Regions from separate parts of the Homo sapiens genome. Here all the other regions are linked to region 3. The links are chromatin loops, found by intact Hi-C in ENCODE. Cell type or tissue: PC-9. All regions are shown on one strand.

Region 1 (8,000 bases), 530 kb after region 3:
GAAAATGGACTCAATTCTGCAAGCCTTCATGGCAACAGCCCATATTAAGACTTCTAGAACAAGTTAAAAAAAAATCTTCCATTTCCATCCATGCATGGGAAAAGGGCTTTAGTATAGTTTAGGATGGATGTGTGTATAATAATAAAATGATAAGATATGCATAGTGGGGGAATAAAGCCTCAGAGTCCTTCCAGTATGGGGAATCCATTGTATCTTAGAACCGAGGGATTTGTTTAGATTGTTGATCTACTAATTTTTTCTTCACTTATATTTGAATTTTCAATGATAGGACTTATTGGAAATTGGGGATAATTCTGTTGTGGTATTAAATAATATTCATTATTTAAAAACTCATCTTGGTATTGAGTTAGTGCATTGACTTCCAATGAATTGACATAAGCCCATATTTCATTTTAACCAGAAACAAAAACTAGAAAATGTTACTCCCTAAATAGGCAACAATGTATTTTATAAGCACTGCAGAGATTTAGTAAAAAACATGTATAGTTACTTTAGAAACAACTTCTGACACTTGAGGGTTACCCAATGGTCTCCTTCCCATTCTTTATATGAGGTAAATGCAAACCAGGGAGCCACCGAATAAACAGCCCTGAGTACATTTGTAATCTTGGGCTCCATGGGAATGTCCTTGATTAAGATGAAAGAGGAATGGACTGATGTTTCTATTACAAGATCCTATAATGCTAGGACTTCTACACAGCTTAGAACAATGGTTGGAGCTTCATTCTTTGAGCAGAAAGACTCAAATATTATTTCAGTCACTTGTAGCACCATTGGATGTGGGTGCACACTTGGCCTAAAATACCATTTACATCATTATCTTGTCCTGTTGAAGACCTATGGCATGCAAGAAATTTAACATTGACTCAAAAATACATGTAGTATGCCCAGTAAAATACATTGGCTAGCATAAAAATCAAAGGAAACAGTAGTTTGGAATAGTGATCAACATTACTGGGGTTTTGAATTGTGAAATAATCAACAATCCTGCCCATCTTTTCTCGGAAGACAAACTTGAACTTGTCGCTGGTTTTCATTGTCAAGTCACTGTAGTCAACGTTGTCGCTGGAAATTTCAATGCTGGCAAAGCTGATCTTCCGTTTAAAGCTGGAGATGGAGCTGTTGATGATATTAGTAATACTGACTTCTTCTACTTCCTTTGTTGTCCCCTAGTTCATAGACAATGCAGTTAGCTTAAAAGACTTGACTCAGCAAAATAAATAAGTAGGTAATGAGCTAATAAAAAGTTTAGAGGCCTAAGTGTTGAATAATTAGGCTTAATAGAGAGTGGCATTGAGTGCTTCAGAAATTGGCCAATAAGCCAGGCTTGGGCTCCTGTTGCCCTGTTTGGAGACACCTATTTGTAGGTCACCAGCATATATAACAGGAGGAGTAAACATGGCCTACTGTGGATATCCTGAGCAGTGTGCCAGATGCGAAATGCTCAGGCTTTGAAGTTAGTGGACCTGGGTTCAAATTCCATTCGGCCTCTCACTATTGTGAAACTTTAGTCACCTCAATCCCTCCAAGACTTTATTTCCTCGCCTGCCAAATGGTGATTGGTATTGCCATCTTGAGACTGATGGGAAGATTAAATGGTAAAAAATGGAAAGCATCTGGTAGGTGTTTGATGACTTCAATTCTGTTCCAGGGAGAAAGGAGTAACTGATTACGAGAGATAATAGAAATCAGCTGTGTCTTAAAGGCTTTGCCACCAAAGCAGAAATAGTGATGCTCCCTGCCATTGCAAGGAGTTGCCATTCTCCAACATGGCTGGGGTCAACTCCCAGGAATGTGGGAGTGTAGTGAAGTCAGAGAGAGTGTGGTTTGGTTCCTTGACCAGGCCGCTTGCTAGGTGTGGGGTCTTATGGGAGTTACCATATCACTGTACAGGACAATGAAATGAGTACCATTATTATCCCAATTTTACCCTTGAGAAATGTGCCACATCAATTAGTGGCACATTTCTCAAGAGTAAAATTGGGATAATAATGGTACTCATTTCATTGTGTTGTTGGATGAACTAAAGGAGATGTTGACGGATGTTTAGGACACAGTGAGTACTCCATAGTGCAGTGATTATCATATACACAGCAGAATAAGAGCTTTCTGGTGTCTTTAGAGGAGGCTGTCAGTATTTCACCAATGTCCATTTTGCCAATCTAGTAAATCCAGATTCTTGGGCGGGGGGATGAGGAGGTAACTCAACTTCCTTCCTCCCTCATAAGGAAGCCTAAGGGAGCAAAATAAATAAAAGCCATGTTCCTCTTTGGCTGGCACACGTGGTCATTTGCCTTTGGTGCTTGGATGACATGACTATGAAACATTACTCACTGTAGCCAAACCCAAGGGAAAAAGCAACTGGATCTTTGGGTCATTTTGATTCCTCATTCTACACTATTAGATCCTCCGTGGTCCTAGCACTTTGCTCAAGGTGGGCACCTCTTCTGAACTGGATCCCTATCATTTTCTTGCTTCTTAGCATGAACTTTAGAATGCCATTATCTATCAAATTTGGCTTCCAAATAACACTAGGGGTCCATGAACCTGTAAAGGGTGATAGTTAAGAGCATGGTCTAATGCTCTCTGCAAGTGGGAATAGCGGATAAGTGTCAGGCTTTGGAACCAAGTAGGTTTAGGTTGGAATCCCAGCTCTACCTCTTAGTATCTATATCCCCTGCGGTAAGTCTCTTTCCCTTCTTGTTATCAGATTTCATAAATTTAAAAAAGGAGACAACCTTATTGGGTTGTTATGAGCATTTAAAATAATATAGTATTTGCAAAAGGCTTGTTACTGTGTCTGGCACATGTAAATGCTTGATAAATAATGACTATTATTATTATTTAGAGAGCTGGACTATAGTGTTCCATTGCTAAACCAAATAATGACAGTTTTTCTCAATTAGCAGAAAAATATGCTCACCAAGAAATTTGTCACAATCTAATATTTCCATACATTTTTCAGTAAAGCATTACTTGTATAATTTAAGGACAAAATAATGCAACAAAAGAATTAAATAGTAAATATATATTAATATAAAACTTGCAAGCAGCTGATCATGTTTTTTTCATATTGGATTCTTCATGGATGCTTGCTCCTGTGGTTGTGATTTTATGCTGCATACAGATAACATATTTTCTGCTGGAAAATTAAACATATTAATATCTCATTGTATTTGGTGAAAAGAATGGTCTTTTTCAAGGGGCACCATGACTTCCAGCTGCTCCCACCTGAACAAGGATAAGACTCACTGGAGCACAGGGAATCACTGCGGGTGGGGTGGGGATAGAAGCCAGGTCCAGCCCATGTCTACAGATCAGCACACGGCACCAGTGATGGATCATACACAGGGCCCTCAAGACTCTTACCCTATCTTTGGCTGCCATCTGCTGTAAGGAACTGTAGTGAGCAACTGCATATTCTAGCAAGGCCCCAAACACAAAGCTAAAGCAGATCCCCAGGTACACATCGATGGCCTTGATGAAGCAGTTGGTGTTGGGAAGAGAAGTGCGGGACCCGATCATCAGTGTGGTCATTGATAACACGGTCGTCACTCCTGGGAAAACAGGCAGGGGATGTTCCTACAAAGTGACTGGTTAGTCCTCCACCATAGCCTGGCAGAGTGTCCCCATTTGAGAATTGGCAGGGTGAGGGCAAGACCCAGAAATGGAATGCATCTCATTTTGAAAAGTCTGCGACCTTCTAGAATAGGGTTGATTTGTCCATTTTGTACAGATATGAGGGATGTGTTTTTTTTTAATGTTTCACGTTCTGTCTTCTCCTGGGAGGGGGTGATAAATATGCAAAAGAACTGACAATAGACCATCTAAGCACAATGATCCCTTACTTGTCACTGTAAAACTTAAGTTTAAAAATGCACCACTCCTGGCAGGGCATAGTGGCTCACACCTGTAATCCCAGCACTTTGGGAGGCCAAGGTGGGCAGATCACTTGAGGTCAGGAGTTCAGGACCAGCCTGGGCAACGTGGTGAAACCCCATCTCTACTAAAAATACAAAAATAAGTTGGGCATCATGGCACATGCCTGTAGTCCCAGCTACCTGGGATGATAAGGCAGGAGAGTCACTTGAACCTGGAAGGCAGAGGTTGCAGTGAGCCGAGATCACGCCAGTCCACTCCAACCTGGGCAACAAGAGTGAAATTCTGTCTCCAAAAAAAAAACAACAACAAAAAACCCAGAATCCTAAAGTAGTCTCTTTCTGTCTCTCTCTTTCTTTCTCTGTAAAAGAATCTCCCAAGAAAACAACTCTTGGAACTGCCTTAGGAATATCAATGAAGACAATGGTAAAAGGAAAAAAAGTAAGTAACCTGATAAGCCAGTTCTTAGAAATCTCCTGTTGGAGCTGCTTACCAATGCAGGTTCTTGCAGGGACTGAATCGAGAGAGATCCAAAATGAAACCCAGGACAACACCACCAGGAAAGTGGAAGGAACGTAGGTTTCCAAAATGAAATACAGAACATTCCTCCGAAGCTCAAACTGTAAGACCAATCTAGTGTAATTTCCTGAAAGGGTAAACAACAGATAGGAAATTGTGTCTGTTCGTGTAGCAAGTGGTTTCTCTATGGGATGCTTAACTATATGTACATTAAGCCCTCTGTCATTGATCTAAATCTGGTTATGTATGAACTGTCATTATGATTTCCACAGGAGACACTGCTGTTGCATTGAATGGGATTTATAGGGGCGCTGTCCTGCCTTATGTCCAACCTGGGCTTTTCTGAATCACAGTATTCCTACAGCAGTGCAATCAATACTGGTTTTCTTGACGTCTGCCTCACTAGACAGTGAGTTCCTTGGGGGCAAACACTGAATCTTTCAGTTCTGCACTCACAAAGTAGTTGTTCAATAAATACCTGTTTAATGAAGATTACCTGTGACCATCTGTTTCTCAAGGAATACTATGGAATAGACCTAATGGACCTATTAAATATAAGTGAATTTTTGATGATTTCAGAGGCACCCCAGATTTTATACTACTTCAGGGCCATCCTTAGGGAATCTAGCAGTGTATTCTAGATGTGGGAAAGGCATGTGTTAGAGAGCTATCAGTAACAGAATTCTCTGTGGTAAATAGGCTACTGTAGCACAAAACATATATGTCCATGGGTTAGAGTCCCAAGCTCTGCTCCTGCTGTGCTTCTATTATGGGGAGGTGAGCAGTAGTGGCCAGCACTGGTGTGGATGCATGAATGAAGAGGTTATCCTCTGGGAACAGGAAAAGTCTGGCTTAGATTGTTGTTGGGGAAAAACAGGATGGTGAATGGGAGCTGCTCCAACCCTCTGTCACCCCCAAATTAAAGCCTGAAATGAGAAATTATACCATTAAAAAAACAACAGACATATGCCTGGATAAATATAGTATAGAATAAAAATATGTACTTTTCGAGCTTGGTGAGACCCTAGAGATTACTTATTATTTTACTTTATTGATGGGTAAATTGAGACACAGGAAGTTTTAGTGATTTGAAAAGGACCTGGAGTTGATGTTAGAAGAAAGAATAAAAACCAGGTCTTTTGCCCGTTGGTCCAGGGATGTTTTATCAGTCTACACTGCCTGCTTTATTTTCTTGATTTTGAAAGTCAATGTTTTAAAAACAAACAAGCAAACCTTAGAATCAACATTTGACTAAATAACGACCCTCTTTTGTACCTAAAGAGGGTGGTTATGTGCTACATGAGATTACATAATTTTGAAAACTGAAGCCATTTTTTATATGAACCCAACTTGGGAATCCAGATTTGGTAAACTATGACTGCATAGCCCTAATTTACAAAGTTGTCTTTAAAAATAAAGTGTATTTATTTGCCCATTATAAAAATAATTCATGATAATTACTTAAATTTTGGAAAATAAAGCCAGGCTTGGTGGCTCATGTCTGTAATCCCAGCATTTTGGGAGGCCAAGGCAGGTGGTTTGCTGGAGCTCAGGAGTTCGAGACCAGCTGGGAAACATGATGTAACCTCATCTCTACAATAATACAAAACATTACCCAGGCATGATGGCACACACCTATAGTCCCAGCTACCAGTGAGACTGAGGTGGGAGGATCACCCAAGCCCAGGAGGTGAATTTTGCCGTGAGCTGAGATTGCGCCACTGCACTCCAGCCTAGGTGACACTAGAGTGAGACACTGTCTCAAATAAATAAAATAAAATAAAGTAAAATAATAAGTAAATAGATAAAAGAAAAAAGAAAAGAAAAATTTGGAAAATAAGAAAAGTAGAGAGAAAAAATCATCTTTCCTTCTATTCCAGTCTTTTCTCTATACATACCCTTTAGTTTCTAATTTTCATGTAACCATGATCTTGGTGTGACATATGATTTTTAATGTCACCTAGGCTCAACTAAAATACACAGTAGGCCGGGCGCGGTGGCTCATGCCTGTAATTCCAGCACTTTGGGAGGCCAAGGCGGGTGGATCACTTGAGGTCAGGAGTTCGAGACCAGCCTGGCCAACATGGCGAAACCCCTCTCTACCAAAAATACAAAAATTAGCCGGGCATGCTGGAGGATGCCTGTAATCCCGGCTACTCAGGAGGCTGAGGCACAAGAGTCGCTTGAACCTGGGAGGCGAAGGTTGCAGTGAGCTGAGATCGTGCCACTGCACTCCAGCCTGTGCGAAAGACTTTGTCTCAATTAAATAAAATAAAATATGTAGTAATTTTTTAGGGTGCAAATATTGATGAGAATAAGCGTTCTTAATATTATCATAAGGAAGTGAGAGGAAAATGCCAGCTGCTTTTATATAACATCACATCTTTCCAAACATGTCTATGTAAAATCGCCAAAGACCAAGAGATGCATTTCTGGTAAATGAAATGAATAAGTAATACTTCCTGCCATGTTTGCAATAATTAGAGTGTTCATGCTCTTGTTGGGCATTGCTGCTGTCTTCTTCATCTTTGAGCTGTATTCTTATTTTTATTCTTCAGTGTCAGAGAACTAGTGTTCCAGTGAGAAATATGAATAAATTTTATGCATGATGGAGGCACGGAATTTGAGCACTCATTAGCAAGTATCTGGAGGTACATGGTGCAAGGCTTCAGAGCTGGTCCAGAGGTCTGTTCCTCAGTGGACCATTTTAATACTGGGTGTGGAGGAGGTGGAATTGCTCAGCACAAACCCTACTGTCCCGCTCCACTGCATCCCAAGGAGGTAAAGTGAGAAGACGATATTTCTGACTCAGAGAGCAACCCTACACCTCAGTTCACTTATTTTTATTTCATACAGTTTGTCACATGAGTTACCTGTCTCCTGCTGCGATCTGGTGACTAAGGTGAAATACCGCTCTATGGTGTACTGAGCAAGCCGCAGGTGTTCCAGTCCACGCACAGAGTCGTTCCCTCTCAGCCAGGTGAACTCCACATCATTTCCATCATAGCCCCCTGGCAAATAAAATGGAGCCCTGGTCAGTGCAAGGGTGTTCCAGATTGAACTGGTCTGGTCTGGAAAATGCTATAATATGGAGACAGCATGAGTTCTTTCTTCATAGTGATAAGTCCAAGGACAATCCCATGCAGAACTTAGCAAGATTTCCCAAGTGCAATTGCAATGTCTGCTCTGAATGAAGTGACCTGCCAGGACGATTTGCCGTCAATTGAGAGCTGGTCTTGTGTTAGGTACTGCGTAGATCTGGTGGATGATAAGTCATTAGAAGTGGCCTCCCTCATTATTTAAATTACATTTATTAAGCACATATCTGTGAACACGCAAAGATACTGCCTTTCAAGATTGTATAATAGCTCTGATGATATTTTCAGGGACTTAAGAACTGATCTGTTCATATTTCTATATTGGCATAAATGCAAAAACAAAAACAAAAAACCTGCTTTATTAAAGCCTGTAAAAATGCACGTTAGATAAGTCTCAAAGCAGTTTAATTAATATACTTGATAATAGTAACAATAGTTACCTTTTGAACATTTATAAGTACTTTATACATTATGTCACTAATG
Region 2 (8,000 bases), 550 kb after region 3:
CACCTCTCTGTCGTCTCTGCCATTGCCCTTATTTCTTCCCTTGCTAACTTCCTTTTACCCTTTAAGACATAGCTCAGAATCCTGTGAAAGCATCCTGTAACATCACCCCCAAACCACTCACCTACTCCCTAACTTGGGCCCCAGCACCAGGGACCTCCTTTGTTTCCATGTCCGTGTCTTGAGGACAGGTCAATGCCTTACTCAGCTCTATCCTGTGGCCAGCATGGGGCTTGGCACAGAGCAGGCATTTGGTAGATGATGAACTGAGAGAGGGACCTTCTATTATGGGGGCAAGGATCTAAGAAGCCATGGGACCTCACAGTGGCTATTTGAGTTCTGGTCACAACTACCCAAGACACATCTGCATGTTTTCTCCCAGCTGCCGTCCTCCACCCCTGAGGTCACAGGTGTCCGCGTACCTGAGGGCATACAGGACCGTGCCATTGGAGAAGAGGCGGATGAGCCTGTTTCCCACAGTGACTTCATGGAGGAAGGACTTCTTGGACTCCACAATGTAAGTATCTGGCACCCAGAGGAACTCCACGAGGCGGGCATCCAGAGTGAAGCTCTTGTTGCCTTCAAACACCAGCCGCTGGTCCATCCAGCGCTGTCGGAGGTATATGGTGGCTGTGTAGTCCTGGGAGGGGGAGGCAGGGTATGGAAATGGATGGGGGTAGTGGGTGAGAAAACCCCACCAAATGGAGGAAAGTGGTCAAAGTTTACTCCCCTCCCCACCTCCACTTAGAGCAAGAATACACAGACTTTGGTGAATAAAGTTACCATTCTAATTGCAATATGCCACTACCCCAAGACTGGGGTAACTGATAAGTCACTCCAGTTACCCCAGTCTTGGGTTAGTGGCATATTGCAATAAGAGAACAAATCGCCTTATTTATTCTAGATAATAGCTCCTATTGCCAAAAGGGAACGCCATGTTCAAGACTTTAACTTACTTGGTGTGACAGCTCACATTGCACTGATCACTAAGGCCCCACCAAATTGTTGAATTTTTTGGTGGGCTAAGTGCTTAGGTTGTCCACGATTTATCTGGAATGCACAGCATACCCTCTTGGCAAACTGCCTTTAGTTTGCCCTTGTCTCGAATATGTTCTCTTAAGGGAGACAGTCGTTGTCAGCATCAGCTGTCAGTTTTCCTCGGGTTGTCTCCCCCATTATAAAAGACCATGTAATGGCCAGGCTTGCCTACTACACTTTCATTCCTTTCCCCAAATTTTATCCATCACCAAGTGTACCCACTTCATTGCCTGGTTTCTCTCCTTCTGGCTCTTGAACCGATTTTCTTCCTGCTACTCAGGAAATCTGCTCTACAAGAATCTTCCATTGTCTTACTCAGAAAATCTGCTCTACAAGAATCTCCCACTGTCTTGAGTTTGGAGATAGCACTCCAGCTTCTGCCATTCCAAATGGAGGAGGGCCATGAGCCATTCTTTTTTTTTTTTTTTTTTTTTGAGCGGCTAGAAAGCATATCCCCTTTAAACACACAGAGAGGGACTACTTGGGTAGAGTACAAAGGAACAGCGCTTACCATGTTACTCTCTGAAATGCTAGAGATACTTGCAATGTCCAGAGTCAGCGCTATCTGTACGGGTTCTCCTAAGATAAAAAAAAACAAGAAAGAATGGAAACACAACCATGAGCTGTCTTAATACTATATTAGTGCATTCTAAAAAAGATTAAAATTACAAAAGTTGTGCTTGGTTGTTAGAAAAATTTAAATATTCTATAAATATAAAAAGAAAAATTTTCTTATCCCCTCTCAAGAGTAACCATTGTGTATGGTGTGCCTCTCTTTTGTATGAAAAATATGCACACATACATAGGTATCTTAATATGTAAGAGAGACTACCTGCATAATTAATGCTTTTTAATTATTATTATTATTATTTTTGAGACAGAGTTTCACTCTTCTTGCCCAGGCTGGAGTGCAATAATAGCACGATCTCGGCTCGCCACAAACTCCGCCTCCCAGGTTCAAGCGATTCTCCTGCCTCAGCCTCCCAAGTAACTGGGATTACAGGCATGTGCCACCAAGCCCGGCTAATTTGTATTTTTTTCTCCATGTTGGTCACGCTGAATTAACGCATAAGGAACATAGTGCTAAGACATTTGCCACTTCTTACATGGAGGGTTTTTCCTATGGCATTTGTAAGGAACTAATTGTTTAGAAAGGTAACAGATTTGGTAATCTGATTGCGCACAGATGTTGTTTTATCCCCCACTTGGCTAAGTAAATTTACCACAAGAGGCATTCAAGACTCATGGCTGAGCTTTTGCTGACCTCCTGATACTTTGCTTCTCTTCCTTTACTCTCCTGGAACCCTAAACAATTTAGAATTTCAGAACCTCCACACTTGGTCCAGTGTGCAGACTGTTGGGCCTCAATCCTGGAGTCTCAGCAGACAGATTGAACTTCAGAGAGAGAGAGTTCTATCTCTAGAGACTGAGGTGTCAGAGCCACCTTCAAGAAGCCAGGCCAGGTCAGGGAAGTTTACTTCTCTTTATATGGAGATGTGGAATAATGGACCTAGATCCCAGCTCTGTCACCTCCCAGTTCTTTATTTGGGAAAAGTTATTAAATCTTTCAGAGCTGCAGTTCTCTTACCTGCAAGTGGAGATCATACTGACATCACAGGGTCATGGGAAGGGCTAAATGAGATTAGACGTGTGACATTGTCTTTGTGGAGTGGCGGCAATGGGGAGTGTAAGAGAAGTGCCTGCCTAGCCGGACATCCTGAAGGTGTTCATCATTGGTTATCTGTACAAAGCTCCCAGCGTCATGTCCATCAGTCACGTAATAATAGGCGCTCAATAATGGCATTTCCCTTCCCTTCCCCCTCTCTTCCGTAATCCTAGCTAATTTTGGAAAAGGGACAACTTTATTCACCAGGCTAATAGATGCAATAGCATTCACTTGCAATAAATAACCCCCGGGGGTACCTCAGGGGACTGTGATAATGCATTAACCAGGAAGAGGCCAGGCGGATTTCAAAAGAAGCTTAAAAACATCTCATCGGTAGGAATACGGCAAGGCAAACTACTTATTAATCTAAGGAGACTAAGCCATAGGATATAGGTAGGAATTTGAAAATGAAGTGTTAGAGCCAATGCAATTGAACAATAATTGAATGTTAATATCTGGTGGGAAAGGGCGAGATCTTTGAGGGCACACCCTGGAAGGTGCTGGAGTGACCTGGTGCTAAGTGGCTTTCTGCCCCTCTGGGCAGCAAGGTGCAGCTCTGAGACGAGAAGCCTGGAGTCAGAGACAGGTGTTTGAATTCCACTCAGGCCACCTAACAGCTTTGTGATCTTCAGCAAATTTCAAGTTTCTCTGTGCTGCAGTTTCTCTTCTTTTTCTGTCTTTCTTTCTTTCTTTTTTTTTTTGAGATGGAGTCTCCCTCTTGTCGCCCAGGCTGGAGGTGCAGTGGTGCAATATGGCTCACTGCAACCTCTGCCTCCTGGATTCAAGTGATTCTCCTGCTTCGGCCTTCAGAATAGCTGGGATTACAGCACCCACCACCATGCCCAGCTAATGTTTGTATTTTTAGTAAAGATGGGGTTTCACCATGTTGACCAGGCTGGTCTCTAACTCCTGACCTCAGGTGATCTGCCCACCTCAGCCTCCCAAAGTGCTGGGATTATAGGCATGAGCCACTGCGCTTGGCCTATGCTACAGTTTCACACCTGTAAAACAGAGCTACTAGAGCCACTGTGGTTTGAATGTTTGTCCCCTCCAAAACTCTTGTTGACATTTAATTGCCATTGTAAGAGTGTTAAGAGGTAGGACCCTTAAGAGGTGATTAAGCCTCATGGTGGAACTGGTGCCATGATAAAAGGGCAAGTTCAGCCCTCTCCTGTCCTCTCTCTCACCCTCTCACCTTCCACCATCTGATGACACAGCAAGAAGGCCCTTGCCAAATTCCAGCACCTTGATATTGGACTCCTCAGCCTCTAAAACTGTGAGCCAATAAACTTCTGCTCATTATAAATACTCAGCCTCAGGTATTTTGTTATAGAAGCACAAAACAGACTGAGACAAGTGCCAACCATTGAGAGTTGGGTTGGCACGGTTACGGCATCTACTTTAAGTGCCATAGATCCGTGTTAGTTGCCCTCCCTGAAGAATGCAGAGAATGGAAAAGACACGAGAGCTCCACTGTGCTTTCTGTCCAGTTTATATTCTACACCGTCTAATCTAGGCTTTGCCTCAATTGGCTTTTCTACTGGACCAGAGCTTGCTCTTTCTTCCCCTTGAGTTATAAAAGCAAGCTGTGCCACCAGAGGGCAGCTTTCTCCCAGGAACGAGGTCAAAGCCAGCTCCTGGGTAGTGTTCACTAGTGCCTGCTTACAAACCTTTGCTTTGTCCAGCTCAATCCCTAAGAAATCCTATGAAGGTCTTGTCTCTTTTGGACTTGGGGTCCTGAAAACTGGGTGCACAGACATTACAGAGAGCAATGGCCCTCCGTGGGCCTCCAGCCTGCCATGCAAGTATAGGGATTTTCAGGAGTGAAGTGCCAAGAGGCACAAAACAAGGGGTATGGGGTTGTGCTTTTCCCTTTTTTAAACTGAAGACTCCATGCCCCATTTTCACCCCAGGTGGGATGAGGCATCACATCCCTTTAGGCCTACCCCAGGCTCCCTGTTCTCAGAATGAGCTCCTTGCCCAAGGACCCTGCACCTTGTTGGCCAGTGAGTAGGCAAACAAGAAGGAGTGTATTCTGACTTAATTGTTTGGGGTTTGGGAGGCAAGAGAAATTGTTGAGTGGCACTAACCAAGGCGTGCAGACTCACGTGCTTGTCATACGTGTTCAGTAGGGCCTGGGAAAACCAGGGGATATTGGAGCCTCTTTAGGTTCTTTAATGTCAGGATCTCACATCTTAATTGTGTCTCAAATCTGAATGAAAATGCATCTCTCCCATCTCCAACTGAGCAGGTGTGATTGACTGAGGGCCTCGGCTGCTGTGCTTTGGAATCTACCACCACACTTGCTCCGAGGCCACACTTCTCATGGGCCACAGCCAACCACAGACTGAACACAGTGGGGATATCAAAGTGGCCTGTTCCTGGGAGGCACAGAGATGGGAGACTCCTCTGAATGCACCTGTAGCTCAAGGACTCCCTGGTGGTCATTCCAAACACTGAGGACTGCCCTTCCATCTAAGATGCTTCCACCCAACCTCCCTTCCTTCCCTCTCTCCTTCCCTGAGGCCAGACCTGCAGGTCTGACAGCTCTCCTAGCTTGCCTCTCCCGCTGCCTCATTCTCCCTTCTAGACATAGTCCCCCTAAATAGCTTGAAGAAGTCATCAGCTCTTGGCATCTGCTGCCCGGAGGATCTGGACTACCACATGAATCTTAGATCAGACCAGAGGGTTTTATTATCTGAGGGGAGGAGCAAGGAGGAGAAGGGATGAAAATAACCCACACTCTGTTGATGGGGCAGGCACTGTGCCTCAGGCTTACACACTTCATTCAGTCTTCCCTGTGAGATAGATGGATGTCCCCATTTTACAGAAAGGGACAGTGAGGCACAGAAGGCTAAACCACTTGCCAAGCAGGAGAGCTAGGAGCCAAACTCAGGTTTGTTAAATGCCAAGGCTCTTTCTGTTGTTTTCTGCTATGAAGAGCTGTGCAGTTGGCCTCACTCCCTCCCTCCTTGCTTTATTCTTTCAACAGATATTAATCAGCAATTTGTTATATGTCACGCACTGAGCTTCTATGGGGGATAGTGAGGGAAATGAAGTCAGACTCCTTCTAGGGCTGCAGCCTGGAGCCGGGACAGACATGAAATCAGTTATAGCATAATGGGAACGGCTATGATTTTGAGGCATGTTCACAAGGAAGTGTGAAGAAAGGGGATGGGGCCTGGAGGAATCAGGGGAGGCTTCTCAGAGAAGGCAGCGTTTGCTCTGAGACATGATGGAAAATTGATATTTTCTAGGGAGTCAAGTTTAAAGAAGCAATTCCAGGAAGAAAGCCTCTGTAAAGGCATAGAGGCAGGAGAGGCCAGGGATGTCAGGGAGCATTCTGAGTACACTGGGGAGCATTGTAGGAGGGGAAGGAGCGGGGACTTGGGTGGATGAGAATGGCAGACAGATAAAGGCTGGGCTGGGAAGGGCCTAGTGTGCCTGGACTCTACGCGAGCATGCTGGGACACATACAGGTGTTCCAACAGGGCAATGACCCAGGAGGCATCCAGATGGCAGTTTGGGGAGTCAGCTGAAAGGGCTCAGGCTGGAGGGGGAAGACCAGATGGGGTAGCCTGGTGGCGCATGGTGAATTCATTGAATAATGACCCTGGAAGTGGGGGCAGGAGGACGACAGTGTGTGAGTGTTAGGAGGCTCTTGCAGCCTCCACAGTGAGAAGGAGCATTCCTTTATCTTGCAGGTGGAGAGGCTGGGTGCCTTTTTCCAGGCAGTGTGAAAAATCATTGGTAGCCATCCTCATCCATCATTGCCAATCCTTAACAGGCTGCAGATCAGAAAATGGAGTCAACTAAAACCTCCCGAAACCCTCCACTGCTTATTGTCTCTGTTTTCGTCCCTTTGAATGATGTCCTGGACACAGAGGATGACCTACCACCAAAATTGGGCCTGAGAAATTTGTTATATCCTGCTGTGAGGTTCTCAAAGCCAGGCAGGGAAAGCTTGTCACTTCTGCCGACCTCGACGTTGAACTGACTCCCCTGGATGCACATCCTGGAAAAGAAATGGGCTTTGTTGTGTTTGCTTGTTTATGTGTGAATCAACACGTGTACACACCCTTGAGCTTGTGTTTGCCCACGTGTGTGTGGGTGTATGTGCCTTGCCCATGTACCAGCAGTGACATTCCTACAGAAAAATCTCTTAGTTTTCAGCTATTGAGTTAGTATCTCCATTTTTTACCCATTTGCCATAGATCAAAATATCATGGTAATTTGGAAACCCTCCAAGTCTCTTCTTTAAAAACATAAGGGTTCATTCATCTATGACCATATTGGAAGCTTGTGTTCTGTAAATAGAGTAAATGGCAGGAAGTTTCATTGTTCGGTGCTCCAGGGAAGTGAGTGGACCGGGTTTTGCCTTGCTGTGGGTGAATAGGAGGAGCTGCCCCCTCCCACCACATGCCCGAATGCAAAGCAACGCAGATGGAGGCCATTCTGGGGGTAGCAAAGCTCACCTCTCAGTGAAGAGACTCAGACACACGAAGGCCAAGTGGAGGCTGTAGTTCATGTTGAGAAGCTGCTCACACCAAGGGGCTGAAGTAGGAATCACCTGGGAAACAGGGGGCAAGGTAAGTGGAAGGCCGTGCAACAGGCTCACCTGCTCCTGGCCAGCCTCTCTCTCTGGTGGGTGGTCGGTACAGCATTTTCTCAGCATGCATAGGAAGCAGCCTCTTTCCATACCTTTCGGTTACAGCTCCTTCTCCCTGTGTTCCCTCCAGGAATGACTTCATTTTGGAGGATTATGTTTTTTTTTTTTTTAATTTTTTATTTTTTTTAAACAGGGCCTCACTCTGTCATCCAGGCTGAAGTGCAGGGACATGATCTCGGTTCACTGCAGCTCAACTTCCCAGGCTCCAGCGATGCTCCCAACCTTAGCCTCCTGAGTAGCTGGGACTACAGGCATGTACCACCACACCTGGGTAATTTTTTTGTATTTTTGGTAGAGATGGGGTTTCATCATGTTGCCCAGGCTGGTCTCGAACCAGCTCAAGCGATCCATCTGCCTTGGCCTCCCAAAGTGCTGGGATTACAGGCATGGGCCACTATGCCTGGACCAGGATTATGTTTTAAATCTATCCCAAATTAAGACTGGGACCTTGTTTGGAGAGTGGTTCATCAGCACCAGAAATGCAGCCAGTTTATCCTCTGGGCCATATCTGCTGGGAGCCAAGGCTATCCTTGCCCTGTCCTTGTCCCAGCTTTACCAGGAAGGACACTCTCAACTCTACACTCACCTTGACCAAGCCAGACATTCTTTTATTTATCCCCAGGTCTAGGC
Region 3 (8,000 bases):
AGGAGCTCGAGACCAGCCTGGCCAACAAACATGGTGAAACCCCGTCTCTACTAAAAATACAAAAATTAGCCGGGCGTGGTGGCCAACACCTGTAATCCCAGCTACTCGGGAGGCTGAGGCAGGAGAATTGCTTGAACCCGGGAGGTGGAGGTTGCAGTGAGCTGAGACCACACCATTGCACTCCAGCCTGGGCAACAACAGTGAAACTCCGTCTCAAAAAAAAAAAAAAAAGTGTTTGCCACAAAGATTAGTAACATTAAGTATCATTCTCTATTATTGATTTGAGATGTTAGGAATGCAAAAGATAAAAAGTAGGGGCTCTTGGCAGATAGAAAGTAAACTTCCAATTGAGAACTCACTCTGTGGGTTTGTTATCGCTGCTGTTTGTTTTTGATAATGTGCAATTATAGAAATTTACAAAGATCCTTTTAAGAGGGCAATGTCCTGCTTTCAGAGTCAGTTTGCTTAGGCATAGATCAGCTCATAGACTCTCTGTCGCCTTGCTATTGAATTAGGGCTATATTTTTGACAAGTACAGCAGCCGTATCGTCACTTTAATCACCCAATAATCCACTGTGTCTCTTTATGCTAATAAATAAAACATCCTTCGTTAAATATTTCCTAGTAAGCAATCGAAGACCTGTAATCTCCACCCCTATATGTTACAAAGTAAAATGATATAACAGTAATAAAATCAAATCAAATCATGTCTAGGAGTTTTATAGACAACTAATAGCTGCAATTGAAAAGTGCAATCAGATACCAATTGAAGGGTACTTTTTTCTTTAATATAATGTACTATGCATATTTCACTAACTGTCTCATGATGTCAAATGAATTTAACAAGATGATTATGTAGGTCAAATTACTTAGTAAGTTCTTTTAAGAATGGCTTTTAGACCTATTATGACTTTTAATGGTGCAATTTGTTAAATGATTGGAATTTATAAAATCCTGCCTGCAAGTGCCTGTCAGAAATACTTGCTGTGCCCTGGTGATTTATTTTTAAAACTACTTCTTGCTTGTAGCAATTGAAACAAAAATGACCACCATAGAGCAACTTCTTGAAGCTCATTTCTCATTTTTAATTATTTAAAATACTTTCTTATTATCAAATTATAATTTGAATATTCTAATTTCAAAGAGCCTTCTCACCAAATTTCTCTCAGCTCTATATGAAGATGTCCTGGAAGTTCTTTTATTCCCTTCAAATATGAAATATGACCCTGCTTAATTTATGTGGGGAACTATAGACAGAATAGATATTATTAAACTTTTTAAAGTGGTCTTTAGTTCTTTTATTGTATATCTCTAACAATAAAATTTTAAAGGGAGAAAACAATGAAATATGATTGAAACATTCAGTCTTTGTGCTTGGAAGATTGCCTTTGTATATGTTGCCTTTTGGTATCTGTGGGTACCGTATTTCAGTTTTATGCAGTTTGAGAAGGCTCCCTATTCAAGCTAAGTTTTTAAAAATTGCCCACCAAAAATCGCGTAGCTATCTCTTGTCTTTTTTTTTTTTTTTTGAGACAGAGTCTTGCTCTGTCACCCAGGCTGGAGTGCAGTGGCACGATCTGGGCTCACTGCAACCTCTGCCTCCCGGGTTCAAGTGATTCTCCTGCCTCGGCCTCCCGAATAGCTGGGATTACAGGCGCATGCTACCGCACCTGGCTAATTTTTTTTTATTTTTAGTAGAGACGGGGTCTCACCGTGTTAGCCAGGATGGTCTCGATCTCCTGACCTCGTGATTCGCCCACCTTGGCCTCCCAAAGTGCTGGGATTGATTTTCTTTTCTTTCTTTTGGGACAGAGTCTTGCTCTGTGGCCCAGGCTGGAGTGCAGTAGCAGATCTTGGCTCACTGCAACCTTCACCTCCTGGGTTCAAGCTATTCTCCTGCCTCAGCCTCCTGAGTAGCTGGGACTACAAGTGTGTGCCACTGTGCCTGGCTAATTTCTGTATTTTTAGTAGAGATGGGGTTTCCTCATGTTGGCCAGGCCGGTCTCGAACTCCTGGCCTCAAGTGATCCGCCTGCCTTGCCTCCCAAAGTGCTGGGATTACAGATGTGAGCCACCACACCCAGGCTTGATTTTCTACCTTTAAAAATTACTGTAGCCGGGCGTGGTGGCTCACGTCTGTAATCCCAGTACTTTGGGAGGCCAAGGTGGGCAGATCACTTGCAGCCAAGAGTTCAAGACCAGCCTGGCCAACGTGGCGAAACCCCATCTCTATTAAAAATACAAAAAATTAGCTGGGTGTGGTGGTGCGCACCTGTAGTCCCAGCTACTCGGGAGGCTGAGGCAGGAGAATCACTTGAACCCAGGAGGCGGAGGTTGCAGTGAGCTGAGATTGCACCACAGCACTCCAGCCTGGCGACAGAGCGAGACTCCATCTCAAAAAAAAAAAAATTATTGTATAGAGTTACTTGAAAATGCCGTCATGTAATAATTAATCTTAGAAGTCAATATTCTTTTAAAACTATCTTCCATCTCCTGTCACCACATACGTTACATTGAAATTCTCCTAAAACTCCAAAAAGTCTTAAAATGTTGGTGCTCCCTGATAACTCTGGTCAGGAACCGAAGCCTCTACTTCCCCAGTGTGACATTCTTCTTGCTGGGGAGCACAGGGCATGCTGGGACAGAAGTTCCAGATGCAGCGGGAAGGTGGTGGTTCTGTTCTCTCTCCACCCTGACTCACTGGATAACCCCAGATGCAAGTCCCTTGTTCACTTGGAGCCCATGGCTGCTGCTTGGAAATGGGGCTGACAACTCTTGGTCTCTGCTCCTTGGGGTTGTTACAAGCCTTAACGAGATCACTGTGCTCATTCTCATTTTCTCTTTCATGTCTTCAGTGAGCTGTAGGTAGGGCAGAGTAATAGTGGAATATGGAAGTCTGCTTGTATGTCTGGGTGAAAGTCACTATAGAACAGTGTTATTTAATTTTTCTACTTCTTTCAGTTCAATGGATGTAACATTCACAATCCTCTCTAAGCCCATCAACCACAAAAACTTAATTAGATATTATATCTCCTTGGTTTAAAATAGTATTTAATTTTACATAATGTGTTCAGCCAAAATATTAGGATTCCCTAAACAGAAATGTTCCCTCTATTTTTTTCCCTCGGGCTTTTCTTTCAATTTTTTTTGTAGCTTTTAAAAAAATTATTCTCCTTAAAGTATGATTCCGGCAGTTTCCCTCTGTGAAACATCGCTAAGTCCCCTGCCACCACTACTTAATTGAAGATGTAATCCCTACTTAGTGACTGTGCCGCCTTCCAGATATCGAGCACAACGACCAGTAAATATTAACATTCCTGTTAAATGTGCGCTGCCTCTTATTCCTTTCCCCCCACAAATTGTCTTCCTGCTCCTCCGAGTGTCATCCAAAGTGAGATCATATTAACTGTGTCTTATATGGGGCTTGAGCACTGGAGTTGAAATTAATGGGCAAATATCCTTTTCACTTACAGAGTAAATGAACATTTGGTCTTTAAGCCATACTGAGGTATGAAAGAAAGGCACAGACAAACCCAGTGAAGACCTCCACATTTTGGGCCAAATCTAAGCTTTTCATTGCTTGATGGGCAAAAAAACAAAATTCGAGTGAACGTTAAAATGAATAAATAATGCTCAGAACACAACAGCTTGAGGTTGTATAAAATCAGACCCAGATTATACTCTCAGAAGATGTCTCCAAAATATCGTGGCGCTCTATTTCAATCCCGAGAGTCATCGTATTTTGGTCAGTTTCCTTTTTTTGTTCCAAGACGCCCCAGTTCCATCTTTGGGGTGAACATTGAGGCTGACTTAACGGGACACTCCAGGCTTTGAGGGAGCCTGGCCCCCAACCCAAATAACTCGAAACAGCAGGAAGGCCAGATTCTGACGGAAACTTTTGAGAAATAAAGCGTAGTTCATTTTCCTTCCTTGCAGGAGACATGGCTGGCTCCCTAAAGAAGCGCTGGTTTCCCAAGTTACGGCAGAGGGCACTCGAGACTACGGCACCAAGTTCGCGTCTGTAGGGGCCGGCGGAGCCCTTCGCCACAATGTTTGGCACCCAAAGATCAGGGACACCTCAAATTCTTTTTAATGGAGGAATTCTTCCCCTGAATCATTTTGTTTGCGTAATATGGTGCTGGGAGGGAGTGTTGCTTCGGGGCCACGGTCCCATTCCGTTCCGTATGGAGCCGTCTCGAATGCGCATGTCCAATTAGCATTGACACATTTGCGCTCAGAGATGCGCATGCATCATTTTTTTAATCAAAATGAGAAGGGAAAATTATTACATAACCACAATCTCAGTCCTACTGAGGGACCTGTCACGGTGATCCTCTGGGGCTCTGTGAACATCTGCTCAGCATCAGTCCCCCACGAAGAAATTATTCTTCTGCTCATTTGAAGGATAGGTAAAGGAACGGTCAGACCGGTAAGACAGCTACGGCAGATGACAAAACCAGCCTCCATCAGCGAGTAACAAAGCTGGGGGGCGCGGCGAACAAAAGGTTTCCGGGTCAGACAGGCACTCATCTGCTATTCCAGACAGCATTAGAGGCTGACATTGATTATGAAGGCCAAAAACCGTGGCTGAAATGCCGCTTCTTTCCTAAAGCACCTGGAAAGCTTCCAGATCATCCGCCTTACCGTGCTCAGCGGCAGATCCAGTTGATTCAGAAAGCATTTGATGGAGGAAGAAGCACCAAGCGTGGCAAAGGCTTCCTGGCCCTTCAGAATGTGGGAGGGAGATGTAGTTGTGTCCCTAGCAGAGAAATCGTATCCTTATCAGAAAAACCGTCCCCGGGGTCCTAAGGGGGCAGTCTGTCCTGGGGTTCCCTCTTATAGAAGTCTCTGGAAAAGACTAATGTTTGGACAAGGCACTTTGCTACTTAAAAAATTTTGCTTCTCCATTTCATTCCATTGAGGGCCTCCAAGTATCAACATTTGCAAACTCAGGTTTACAAGATGTATAACGATTTCTCTATAAGGAGACTCAGTTTCTTTTAAGAGCAACATACTGACAAATGACAGAAAGTTGACCTTTGGGTTTTCCTGGATTGATCTCCATTCTGCAGGGCTACAAGGCATCAAGGCAAGCCAGACACCTGTCCTCATCTTCAGCCACTGTCCATGTATCCTGGCATCTGGGGTGAAGACCATCATCTGGCCTTGATCTGGGTTCATGAAGGAGGCTGCCACACAGCTTCCTTTCTCAAGCAGAAGGGCCCTCCGGATATGCTCTCCAAGCGCCTCCAGACTCCCCCCTCCCCGGGCATATGGGAGTCATTTTGCATAGTCCCTGTGCCCTCTGGGGTGCAGGAAGCTCTGGGAGGTGGTCTCAGGCCCATCTGTCTAACCATGCAGCCGTTCTGCCACGGGTCTGGTGTTGTCCTTGTGCACTGAGTGGGAAGCAGGGCACAGGCTCCCTCTGGGACAGATGTCTCTCCGCAGTGCTGGTTTTCTGCTGTTCCCTCACTCTCGATTTCCTTTTGCTCCCTTCTCCTCCGGTCTGGGAAGCTTTAGCCTGCTTTTCTCCATCTGACTCCATCCCTCCTCTCCCAAATCTGTTGCTTAGGCCCAAAGTCCCTCAGGGTTTGGGCTTTGAAACTCAAAAGATTTTTTTCATCCTTCTACTGTGACATCCCTTCCCTGAGGCAAAGATGCCACCTGGTCTTGAATGAATGAGGGCAGGATGGGGAAGGGGGACAAAGAAATGTAGGGAGAGCACAAAACATCAGTTGAAAATCCAAATTTTTTTTTTTAGCCCATATGCAATAAAATCAATCATAATTTAAATATGAATAGAGAAGCAAATTCAAAGACCATGAAATAGACATAGAAAATCAAATTTTTCTACAGAAATAAAAGCATTTAACATATAGCCCAGGCAGCTAACATATAATTGAGTTTGGTCTGTGAGCTTCCTGGTAGCCAAAGCAGGGAAAGAAGACACTGTTACTTTATGTTCTTATTTTGTTGTTGTCGTTGTTGTTTCCAAAGTCCCTTTTCCCAATGCATACTTCTTATTTTCAAAACAGAGAAAATATACAAGTTCATCAAGAGAAATAAAGAACTTTTCTTTCACTCTAAATTTCAAAGCATTGGGGCCTTATGATGACAGCCCCAGGGGAGAGAAGACAATGTGACACAATCCAGAAATGAGTTCAAATAGCTCTTTAGTCCTGGCCATTCCAGACCAGAAGCTCGGAGTCAGAGCAGAAGGGCTGCTTGGCATCCTATTAGCTTGCTTGCTTTTTTTTCTTTACATTTTTAAGTATTAAATGCTTAAAACTGATTTTTTAAACGTTCACAGGAAAAAAAAAAAAGAGAAATTTCAGACACCCAAAAGGAGAATAAATAGGAAAAAAAAAGTCTTTTGCCCTCGTATCTTTGTTTCCCATTCCCCAACTCCCCTCCCCTGAACAGTGGGAATACCAGCTTCTCATCCATTCTTCCAGAGCTGATCCATGCGTATGTTAAGGGCTTTTAGCTCTCCTCATCTTTTTATACAAATGTAAGTTACTAAACTCCCATTCTGTACCTTGCTCTTTCACTTTGCAGTATATCTGGAGATAGTTACATATTAGTCTTTTTTTTTTTTTTCTGAGACGGAGTCTTGCTCTGTCGCCCAGGCTGGAGTGCAGTGGCGTAATCTCCGCTCACTCCAAGCTCCACCTCCCGGGTTCACGCCATTCTCCTGCCTCAGCCTCCCACATAGCTGGGACTACAGGCACCCGCCACCATGCCCGGCTATTTTTTTTTGTATTTTTAGTAGAGACAGGATTTCACCGTATTAGCCAGGATAGTCTCGATCTCCTGACCTCGTGATCCACCCGCCTCGGCCTCCCAAAGTGCTGGGACTGAGCCACCGCGCCTGGCCATTAGTCCATTTTTTAAAGTGGTTGCACAGTATTCCATGACATGGGTATTCTATATGCTATTGAATCAGTTTCCTGTTGACATTCATTTAGGTCATTTTCAATCAACTGCTTTTTAAAATGGTGCTGCAACAAATTGCCTTGTTCTTTCGTTCTTTCTTTCCTTTTTCTTTTTTTTTTTTGGTGGGGGCAGGGGGGACAGGCTCCCACTCTGTCTCCCAGGCTGGAGTGCAATGGCATGGTCTTGGCCCACTGCAACCTCTGCCTCCTAGGCTCAAGTGATCCTCCCACCTCAGCCTCCCGACTAGCTGGGACCACAGTTGTGCACCAGCACACCCGGCTAATTTTTTGTGTTTTTTTTAGAGACACGGTTTTGCCATGTTGGCCATGGCTGGTCTTGAACTCCTAGGCTCAAGCAATCCACCTGCCTCAGCCTCTCAAAGTGCTGGGATTACAGGCATGAGACACCACACCCAGCCTCATGTACTTCTTTGAACAAACATAGAAGTATATGTGTTCAATAAAAACCTGTTCGTGGAATCATTCAATTAAAGGGAATGGGCATTTTCAGTTAGGAAAAATATTGTCAAATTGTACTACAAAAGGGCTGAACTATTAACACTCCTGACAATAGTGTATGAGAGTGCCTGTTTCCTCCATTCTCACTAACATAGTATATCATCAAAAATTTTTAATCTTGCAATTAGATAATCTTTTTCTCAATTGTTGACTGTTGTATTTATAGCAGAGGAAAGATGGGTGAGGGAAATGCTCAAAAGTAAAGGACATCTGAATTATGCAGGCAAGACCATGGACATAACTTGCAGGCCTACTGCAAAATGAAAATGTGAGGCCAGGGGTGGTGGCTCATGCCTGTAATCCCAGCACTTTGGGAGGCCGAGGTGCGTGGATCACTTGAGGTCAGGAGTTTGAGACCAGCCTGGCCAAATGGTGAAACCCTGTCTCTACTAAAAATACAAAAATTAGCCGGGCATGGTGACGGGCACCTGTAGTCCCAGCTACTTGGGAGGCTGAGGCAGGAGAATCACCTGAACTCAGGAGGCGGAGGTTGCAGTGAGCTGAGACCATGCCACTGCACTCCAGCCTGGGTGATAGAGTGAGACTC

The links. Hi-C counts contacts between places; a loop is a spot of excess contacts. Peaks named below come from ENCODE experiments on the same cell type or tissue, not always from the same donor. Only the 100,000 strongest peaks of a DNase experiment are listed, where the experiment ranks them.
Region 1: a loop joins it to region 3, with 7 times the contacts of the local background. A loop is called at or near these places in 25 of 110 quality-filtered maps.
Region 2: a loop joins it to region 3, with 5 times the contacts of the local background. A loop is called at or near these places in 18 of 110 quality-filtered maps.

What each region holds. Positions count from the first base shown.
Region 1 is chr5:170,805,146-170,813,145 of GRCh38, reverse strand. GABRP (gamma-aminobutyric acid type A receptor subunit pi) reads right to left here. Exons shown (of 10, transcript NM_014211.3): 7 at 7,293-7,430; 8 at 4,394-4,546; 9 at 3,391-3,578; 10 at 1-1,190. The coding sequence ends at 888. Among named protein-coding and RNA genes, the nearest start is that of GABRP, 25 kb to the right of the region's middle. In PC-9, a CTCF peak has its summit at 3,408 (motif pointing left); a DNase peak (open chromatin) is centred at 3,405.
Region 2 is chr5:170,787,845-170,795,844 of GRCh38, reverse strand. GABRP (gamma-aminobutyric acid type A receptor subunit pi) reads right to left here. Exons shown (of 10, transcript NM_014211.3): 2 at 7,177-7,271; 3 at 6,598-6,716; 4 at 1,547-1,614; 5 at 420-637. The coding sequence starts at 7,229. Among named protein-coding and RNA genes, the nearest start is that of GABRP, 8.1 kb to the right of the region's middle. In PC-9, CTCF peaks have their summits at 4,083 and 4,282 (motif pointing right); a DNase peak (open chromatin) is centred at 4,334.
Region 3 is chr5:171,333,129-171,341,128 of GRCh38, reverse strand. No RefSeq gene overlaps it. Among named protein-coding and RNA genes, the nearest start is that of TLX3, 28 kb to the right of the region's middle. In PC-9, a CTCF peak has its summit at 3,974 (motif pointing right); a DNase peak (open chromatin) is centred at 3,968; H3K4me3 peaks cover 1,456 bases.